2 separate regions of the Homo sapiens genome follow, and region 2 is linked to region 1. A link is an interaction called in ENCODE POLR2A ChIA-PET data of the cell type or tissue named here. Cell type or tissue: OCI-LY7. All regions are shown on one strand. Each heading gives the region's core, and the rest is flanking DNA. Links, peaks and the distances in the headings are about the cores only. Region 1 overlaps TASOR2 (transcription activation suppressor family member 2). Region 2 has its middle 8.3 kb from the start of TRV-TAC3-1.

The links. Peaks named below come from ENCODE experiments on the same cell type or tissue, not always from the same donor. Only the 100,000 strongest peaks of a DNase experiment are listed, where the experiment ranks them.
Region 2: POLR2A ChIA-PET joins it to region 1 with 12 read pairs; 8 of 35 experiments call an interaction of 5 or more read pairs at or near these places.

What each region holds. Positions count from the first base shown.
Region 1 is chr10:5,716,909-5,721,303 of GRCh38, reverse strand. TASOR2 (transcription activation suppressor family member 2) reads right to left here. Exons shown (of 22, transcript NM_001321783.2): 4 at 3,554-3,645; 5 at 636-760; 6 at 530-549; 7 at 334-433. The coding sequence starts at 661. Among named protein-coding and RNA genes, the nearest start is that of TASOR2, 34 kb to the right of the region's middle. In OCI-LY7, for the core only: no CTCF peak of the experiment used is centred there; no DNase peak of the experiment used is centred there; H3K27ac peaks cover 543 bases.
Region 2 is chr10:5,843,301-5,847,695 of GRCh38, reverse strand. No RefSeq gene overlaps it. Among named protein-coding and RNA genes, the nearest start is that of TRV-TAC3-1, 8.3 kb to the left of the region's middle. RefSeq lists enhancers at 1,493-1,592, 1,743-1,792, 3,407-3,706. In OCI-LY7, for the core only: no CTCF peak of the experiment used is centred there; DNase peaks (open chromatin) are centred at 2,445, 2,765, 3,175, 3,805 and 2 weaker places; H3K4me3 peaks cover 2,707 bases; H3K27ac peaks cover 3,671 bases.

The sequences.
Region 1 (4,395 bases), core at 223-4,222:
ACTGCAAATGTTAATAAAAATAATACGATTAAGTGGCTATAATCTGCTATATTTGCTATCAGGCAAATCTGATTTATTTCTTGGGGAAGGTCAAATTTCTAGTATCTAATAGTTTAATTTATCCCAAGAGGTCATTTTCCCATTAATAAATTAGAATTTAGGTTTACTATGTCATACCCTGTGTGCTATACATTTACCCAAATATACCCTCATCTAAAATCAAGAACAGTTGCTGTATTTTACACCAATGCCACCCTTGAAATGAGGTGAGGAAAAAAAACCCCAAAACTTGTAATATAAGCATTAGTAAAGGACATAACATTTAATACTTACAGCTGTGTTGGAATCATTGCACCGTAAGTGGACCAAAGAGCTATATCACATAGCATACGGTCTTGAACAATTAATTTCCCTTTCCATGGAGACATGAGAACTGAAGAAATGAAGGTAAAAAAGAAACTGATTATTTATGATGAAACATTTACTCAAGAAAAAAAAAACCTAAAAGAATCAATGAACTATTTCTTACCATTTTCACTGCGTTCAAGTCTAGCAGAAAAAGAAAGAAAAAGAACATGTTTACAAGAGTAAAAGGAACAAATTCAGTAAAACAAAGCATGCACATAATTACTTACATGCTTTTATGAGCTGGTGGTGCCATAGTTTTAGATTCCCTGTATCGAAAAGCTACAATTACATAAGGACAGATCTGTCTGGGTCGTTCAATAACGGTGTTGCCTGAAAGTTCGTAAAAGTAATACTGAAAGAGGAAAAATAAGTATTATCAGGGTAGCACTATGGAACTGCATATGTACCAAGTTTTTCTCAACCCCACCGAGCCCTGAAATTTAACACATTAGAGTCAGAAATATATCTTGGGTGTTACTCATTCACAGGTAACTATACCTGACTCAGTTCAAAGGCACGAAAATGACTCGTCTTGTTAGAAACCTTGTTAGTATTTTCAGACACGTGGCAATCATAGCCAGAAGATGGCTTAGTATAGTTAGTTGTATAATTCTCAGACACAAACTTGACTTTTCCCTAGAATGAAAATATTAAAACTAATCAGATGCCTTCGAATAGCAATAACCTTTACTCTAGGATTCATTTAGAAGTAGTCTAACAAGGATGCAGATATGTGTCCCCTAACAGTAACTGTATTAAGAACTATACTTCTTAGAAAAACAATTATCTTAAGGCCAAAAATAGTTTTGATTATCCATGAACCCTTAAAAATGGACTCAAAAATTTTGGACATTTGGGCGTCTGAGACAAATATCCATAGTTTTTATCACAATATCAAAGAAATATACGAATCACCCTAAATTTAAGAGAGCCATTTCCTTAAAAGAAAAACTATAGCCCACCATCTTTTATGTTACGGTCACTGAATGGCTCTTTGGTGACTGTAATGTAAAAGAGGACAAAATCTAAAATTTCAAAAGATGAGTTTCCAATCTGAACTATGATCAGTTGTAAATTATAAACTGAGATACTTCTATTATGACAGGGCCCAGCAAGTTAACAAGGAGCAAATATGTAGCAAAGTTCTTAGCAGGCAGCTGGTCCTGGTTGCTGAACAGTCAGCAGTATTTTCCATTACAGAGTTCTCTCCATCAAGGGTTACATGTCTCTCCAAAAAAAAAGAAAAAAGCAAGCAGCTGGGCACAGTGGCTCACAACTGTAACCCAGCACTTTGGGAGGCCGAGGCGGGCAGATCATGAGATCAAGAGATCAAGACCATCCTGGCCAACATGGTGAAACCCTGCCTTTACTAAAAATACAAAAAAATTAGCTGGGTGTGGTAGCGCGCGCCTGTAGTCCCAGCCACTTGGGAGGCTGAGGTAGGAAAATTGCTTGAACCCGGGAGGTGGAGGTTGCAGTGAGCTGAGATTGTGTCACTACACTCCAGCCTGGCAACAGAGCAAGACTCTGTCTCAAAAAACAAACAAACAAAAAAATAAAAAGCAAGTAAGCCAAGTTTACCATTATGATGAAATATGCAATGATTTTAAAAGCTGTTTTGAATAATACAATGACATAAGACAATGTTCACAAGATGTTATTAACTTATATCAAAATGGGATATGGGACTATAGGCAATTTTAATTTTTATAAGAAGAATATAGTTACTTTTTAAAAAAGAAGATGTTTTGTTGTTGTTTAAGTCCTGCCTCTTCATTTACAGACCCACCAAAGGCCAAACCACCAAGCCAAAAAATGTAAATAGTACTTATCAGTAACCAATCATCTCTACCATCTCCTCATCAAACATTTTATGGTTCTGGGTGCGGCTCGATTTTGTGAAATAAAATGAAGATTGAGAGCACAGAGGCCAAAACAGCAATCTCCAGCTAGTGGCAAGAAATCAAGGCTGAGGCATAATCTAAGTAAAAAACGAAATGCTTATTATCTGCATTAGTAGGCATACTTTCTGCAGCACTCATCGCAGAGCAAGAAAAGAAAGATTAAGGGAGGAAAACTAGTGATTGTACCTCAAAGCAATGTTACTCCCCCACCACTTTTTTTTTTTTTTTTTGAGACAGAGTTTTTTGTTCTTGTTACCCAGGATGGAGTGCAGTGGCGTGATCTTGGCTCACTGCAACCTCCGCCTTCCAGGTTCAAGTGATTCTCCTGCCTCAGCCTCCCAAGTAGCTGGGATTACAGGCACCCGCCACCACGTCAGGCTAATTTTTTTATACTTTTAGTATAAAAAGTGGAGACAGGGTTTCGCCATGTTGGCTAGGCTGGTCTCAAACTCCTGACCTCAGGTGATCCACCCGCCTCGGCCTCCCAAAGTGCTGGGATTACAGGCATGAGCCACAGAGCCTGGCCTCTCCCTCCGCTTTTTTGAGAACAAACTTTACAATATTAAGAATTCACAGGCTCTTGTTTTTTTTTTTTTTTTAATTAAAGGTCATTTAGTGCTAGGCTGATAACCAAAGAATTTAAGATAGTAACAAAGCTAAAAAAAAAAACAATAAAACGAGACCACAGAAATGTCCTCAAGAAGCCCAATCACATCTAAAATCAGTTTCCCTTCTGTTTGGGTGAAAATTCTAATTGCACGATTCACTTAACAGTACCATTTAGGACATTTAAGGATTTGTGGCATCATCAGTTCTAGGTAGCACATGAAGCTGTGAAGCTGGATGTCTTATGGAGAAAGAAAATAAAGATTCTATTGACCATTTAAATTAGACAATGAATGTTGTTTTCTAAATTCATCTTTTATAAGTGTAATCACATCACCTTATAAGCAGCTACTTGTTTTCTCTTATTTCATATTTAAAAAGTAGCTCTGACAGGTGAGAGGAAGATTTTTCCCTGCATACCCTTTTATTATTTTTGAAGTTAAAAAAAAGTTTACAATCTAGTAAATGAATCAAAGTTTTCTTTTTAAAGAAAAGGAAAAATAGTTTTGCTTTTCCTGAATTTGGATAGCTAACTTTGGTGAGAACTATGTTCAACTAATATCTACAGAGAATATCAAAGGTAGATAACCTTAAACTTTAAAAGGAAATCACGTAACAGCACATTTAAGCTTTACCTTAATTATATTAAAAATTACAACATAACCAGATTTCCCATGATACCATGGTCTTGAATGAAGACAGTCGGAGTATTTGGAAATGTATACACCTGTAAAAGTATAAAATATAGATTAAGCAGCAGATTGCCCATCAGACAGGAGAAAGTAGAAGCAAGAAGACCAATTAGAAAGAAAGCTACTGTGATAGTTGAGACAGGAGAGGAGGATTCCAACAAGGCAGCAGCAGTGAAAAACGAGGAAGAAAGGACAGGCTTCAGGGCTATTCCTCAACTGAGGCAACTCTTTCGAAACATAAGAGACAATGAGTGAGAAAACTGATACAGTGGAAGAGAGCGCTAATTCTGTGGTCAGAAGCTTGGGTTCCAGGTAAGAATAAGTCACTCAGGTAGGGAGGGTGGGCCTGGGTCACAGACACAAAGACCACAGGGTGCTCATGAAGATATAAAAGATCAATAAGCTTTAAAAACTATTATTAATTGAAAGTATTATTATACACAAAATTATCCAGTTCTAGTCAAGCCAAAAATTACAAAAGACATACAAGTAGTAGTGTTAATTTTACTATCAACCCCAGTGTATGTGTTTTTGAAGAATGTGTATTTGTCAGGAAAAATCCAGTTTCTACTTCCACCACTCTACTGAAGCCAGCCTCTCAAACATCAGCAATGAAATCGTAAGATTGTAGCAATGTAGGAAAACGTCTTTTTTTTTTTTTTTTTTGAGATGTAAGCTGCAGTGGTTATTTGTAATTTACTTTCAGATTCTCCAGAAAAAAAATTAAACAAATGAAGCAAATAATGCAATGTGTATGTTTATATTTATATATATATATATTTATA
Region 2 (4,395 bases), core at 80-4,079, 130 kb before region 1:
TAAAAATACAAAAATTAGCTGGGCATGGTGGTGTGCGCCTGTAATCCCAACTACTCGGGAGGCTGAGGCAGGAGAATTGCTTGAACCTGGGAGGCAGAGGTTGCAGTGAGCCAAGATCACACCATTGCACTCCAGCCTGGGTGACAGAGCAACACCCCGTTTCAAAAAAAAAAAAAAATTTGCCAGGCATGGTGGTGCGTGCTTGTAGTCCCAGCTACTCAGGAGGCTAAGGAGGGAGGATTGCCTGAGCCCAGGAAGTCAAGGCTGCAGTGAGCTGAGATTGTGCCACTGCATTCCAGCCTGGGGCGACAGGAGTGAGAACCTGTATCCAAAAAATAATAATAAATAAATAAATCACAGCCCAGGTGGATTAGCCCCTTACCTTCAATCTTCTTGCTTGTAAAAAGGTCACAATACCTACCTTGCCATGTGGCTGTGAGAGGAAAGCCTGGCACACACAGAAGGTACATGATGACAAGTTGTTACTGTAGTATTATTTTGTTTGTAATCTGTCATTAAAGGTAATTCCGTGGCTTTCTGGGGAGTCCTGGTTTACCCAATAGGAACATGGAGCCATAGTATCAGATTGTTTTATATCTTAGATTTAAGACCTAGGCCGGGCGAGGTGGCTCATGGCTGTAATCCCAGCACTTTGGGAGGCCAAGGTGAGTGGATCACCTGAGGTCAGGAGTTCAAGACTGGCCTGGCCAAAATGGCGAAACCCTGTCCCTACTAAAAATACAAAAATTAGCCAGATGCGGTGGCATGTGCCTATAGTCCCAACTACTCAGGAGTCTGAGGCAGGAGGATTGCTTAAAGGCCAGAAGCGGAGGTTCCAGTGAGCCAAGATTGCGCCACTACACTCCAGCTTGATGACAAAGTGAGACTCCATCTCAAAAAAAAAAAAAAAAAAAAAAGATTTAAGAGCTAAAACCATCCAATGCAGTTGAGGCTCAGCAAAGCTCAGCAACTTGTCTGAGATCACATAGATGAGGGTCCTAAAATACACCTGGCCCCCTGCCCTCTTAGTAAACAGAGCGTCACCTTCTCCAAATGTCCACACTGTTACCTGGACCATTTCCACATAAAGAGATCAGGCTGTGTTTGCAAAGCTTCCTTCAAAGAGTTGGGAAATTTTCTTTCTGTCTCTTAAATATCAGTGACGATTATGCCTAGGCTGGAATTTTAACTTCCCATTCCAGTTTCCTGAATATAGTACAGTGAAAGAAAAGTCTAGAAATTTACTGACCTTTTCTCATTGGCTTGACACCATGCTTGACTTCTCAGTGGGGCTGAATTTCCCCTCCGGGGTCTGACTCACATTTTCCAGCACACAAAGCAACCCGTTCAATAATAACCAGACACTTTTACTGTTCAGATATCAATCTGGACCAAAAGTGGGTTGCTAATGACAATGAACAATCCACCAGCAAGGACCACACTTCCCCCCTGCTTTGTTTTTCAGTTTTCAACTTGGTTTCATTTTGCCATGACAAAAGAACTTGCTGGCCAGACACGGTGGCTCACACCTGTAATCCCAGCACTTTGGGAGGCTGAGGCGAGCAGATCGCTTGAGCCCAGGAGTTCAAGACCAGCCTACACAACATGGCGAAACTCTGTCTGTGCAAAAAATACAAAAATTAGCCAGGCGTGTGGGGCTTGCCTGTAGTTCCATCTACTTGGGAGGCTGAGGTGGGAGGATTGCTTGAGCCCAGGAGGTGGAGGTTGCACTGAGCTGATACTGTGTCACTACACTCTAGCCCAAGTGACAGAGCACGACCCTGTCTAAAAAAAAAAAAAAGAGGCCAGGTGTGGTGGCTCATGCCTGTAATCCCAGCAGTTTGGGAGGCGGAGACAGGTGGATCACCTGAGGTCAGGAGTTCTAGACCAGCCTGGCCAACATGGTGAAACCCTGTCTCTACTAAAAATACAAAAATTAGCCAGGCATGGTGATGGGTGCCTGTAATCCCTGCTACTCAGGAGGCTGAGGCAGGAGAATCACTTGAACCCGGGAGACGGAGGTTGCAGTGAGCTGAGATCGCGCCATTGCACTCCAGTCTGGGCCACAGAGCGAGACTCCATTAAAGAAAAAAAAAAAAAAAAAGAACTAGTCTGGGTGAGGTGGCTCACACCTATAATCCCAACACTTTGGGAGGCCGAGGTGGGCGGATGGCCTGAGCTCAGGAGTTCAAGACCAGCCTGGACAACATGGTGTAACCCCATCTCTATCAAAAATACAAAAATTAGCCTGGCATGGTGGCACACACCTGTAGTCCCGGCTACTCAGAAGGCTGAGATGGGAGAATTGCCTGAACCTGGGAGGCAAACATTGCAGTGAGCCGAGATCACACCAGTGCACTCCAGACTCGGTGACAGAGCGAGACTCTGTCTCAAAAAAAAAAAAAAAAGATCTTACTAAGGAGGCTGAAATGGCAGTGAGCCAGCAGCAGGCCCTGAGCTCACGTGACTATAAATTGGCCATGGCCAGCTCCGCACTGCCTGGGTTAATTTATCTTTACCGTGTTTTTCCAAGTGACAGGAGTGGTCAGGGAGAGAGAAGCAACTGACAGTAACATTAATTCACCCATCAGATGTCCCCAGCTTTGTGACCTATTGCAACAACCTCGGCCAATTTATTTTGTTGGCTTTTCCCATCTGCCAGCATCCAAAAATGAGACAAGCTGAAATAAAAACTCTTCCCAGGCCTTAGGGGTAAATAATAATTTCCTCTTTTCACCCAAAGACGAAGTGGTCCACTTCGCAGGCAAATCATTTTGCAGGCTTTCGGAGATGGCTTTCAACGTGTTTCACCCACAAACATCTGGAACCAGCTCTTCTTTACAAGTTATTTTCAGCAAGCAGCAAAATGCCATTCTGTAGTGTAGGAATTTCCACCAGGCACGTTTCAGGCTGCCTGTGTCGCCGTAGGGCAAATGACTACACAGATTGTCCTCCTGGACAGATTGGCAAGGAAAGATCTTCGATGATATGTTATATAACAAATGAAATGCCTATTCCTATAGTAAGGCTCAAAAAAACCTTTGATCAAAATTAGACCAGGTGTATGATTTTTCTTTTTTGGGACAGTGTCTCACTCTGTTGACCAGGCTGGAGTTCAGTGGTGCAATTACAGCTCACTGCATCCTCGACTTCTGGGGCTCAAGCAATACACCTGCTTCAGCCTCCTTAGTAGCTGGAACTACAGGTGCATGCCACTGTACGTGGCTAATTTTTTTGATTTTTAGTAGAGACGGGGTTTCCGTGTGTTGCCCAGGACAGTCTTGAACTCCTGAGCTCACTGAATCCTCCCGCCTCAGCCTTCCAAAGTGTGGGGATTACAGGCATGAGCCACTGTGCCTGGTTTCAGGTTTATGATTTGGAGTATGTATTTAGAGCAAATATTGTAAAAGGTGATCCCTCAAGAAAAAAGGAAATCATAGTCTCTTTGTTTGCTTCTGTCTCCAAAGAGGGAAGAGCAAAAGTCCTCAGCGATGTGGCTCCTTTGGACCAAGCTTCGTGGAAGATGAGAAGATCATTAGAAACCACCGACCTGAAAATGGGGGTTTCCTAGGACAATCAAGACTCACATTTGACTTTTTTTTTTTAAGATATGAGAGCTTCTTATTTTATCTCCTCTGAAATTAGTCACTAGTCTTTCTGACTACCAAACACAGCTAAACTGTATGTGCATATATATATATATATATATGGCTTCTGTCCCCCTACACAGAAAGGAGAGAAGAGAGAAGGAGAGAAGGAAATTATTACTTATGCAGGTGAAAGTAGTCAGCTGGGAGATTTCACATTTTCACTTAGCAGAGAGCGGGGAGGAGCTATTTTGATAGTACAGCTTCTCTTTCCATGGTGAAAGATAGATAACTTCTTCAAAGCTAAAACAAAGCTAAATACAGTTCTGGTTTAAAATTTAATATATGTAAGGCTCAACTTTATCACAAGTTCCAAGACTTAGATTTTAAAATAAAACTACCCAAAAAAGATAGCTAAAATAAGTGACTTACAGTTTTTTGTTTTGTTTTGTTTTGTTTGAGACAGAGTCTCCCTCTGTTGCCCAGGCTGGAGTGCAGTGGTGCGATCTTGGCTAACTGCAGCCTCCGCCTCCTGGGTTCAAGCAATTCTCCCGCCTCGGCCTCTTGAGTAGCTGAGACTACAGGCACGCACCGCCATACCCGGCCAATTCTTTTGTATTTTTAGTAGAGAGGGTGTTTCACCATGTTGGCCAGGCTGGTCTTGAACTCCTGTCCTCTGGTGATCCACCCACCTCGGCCTCCCAAATTGCTGGGATTACAGGCATGAGCCACTGCGCCCAGCTGAGCTCATGCCTGTAATCCCTGCATGAGTTCATTGGCCATTTCTATATCTTGCTTGGAGAAATGT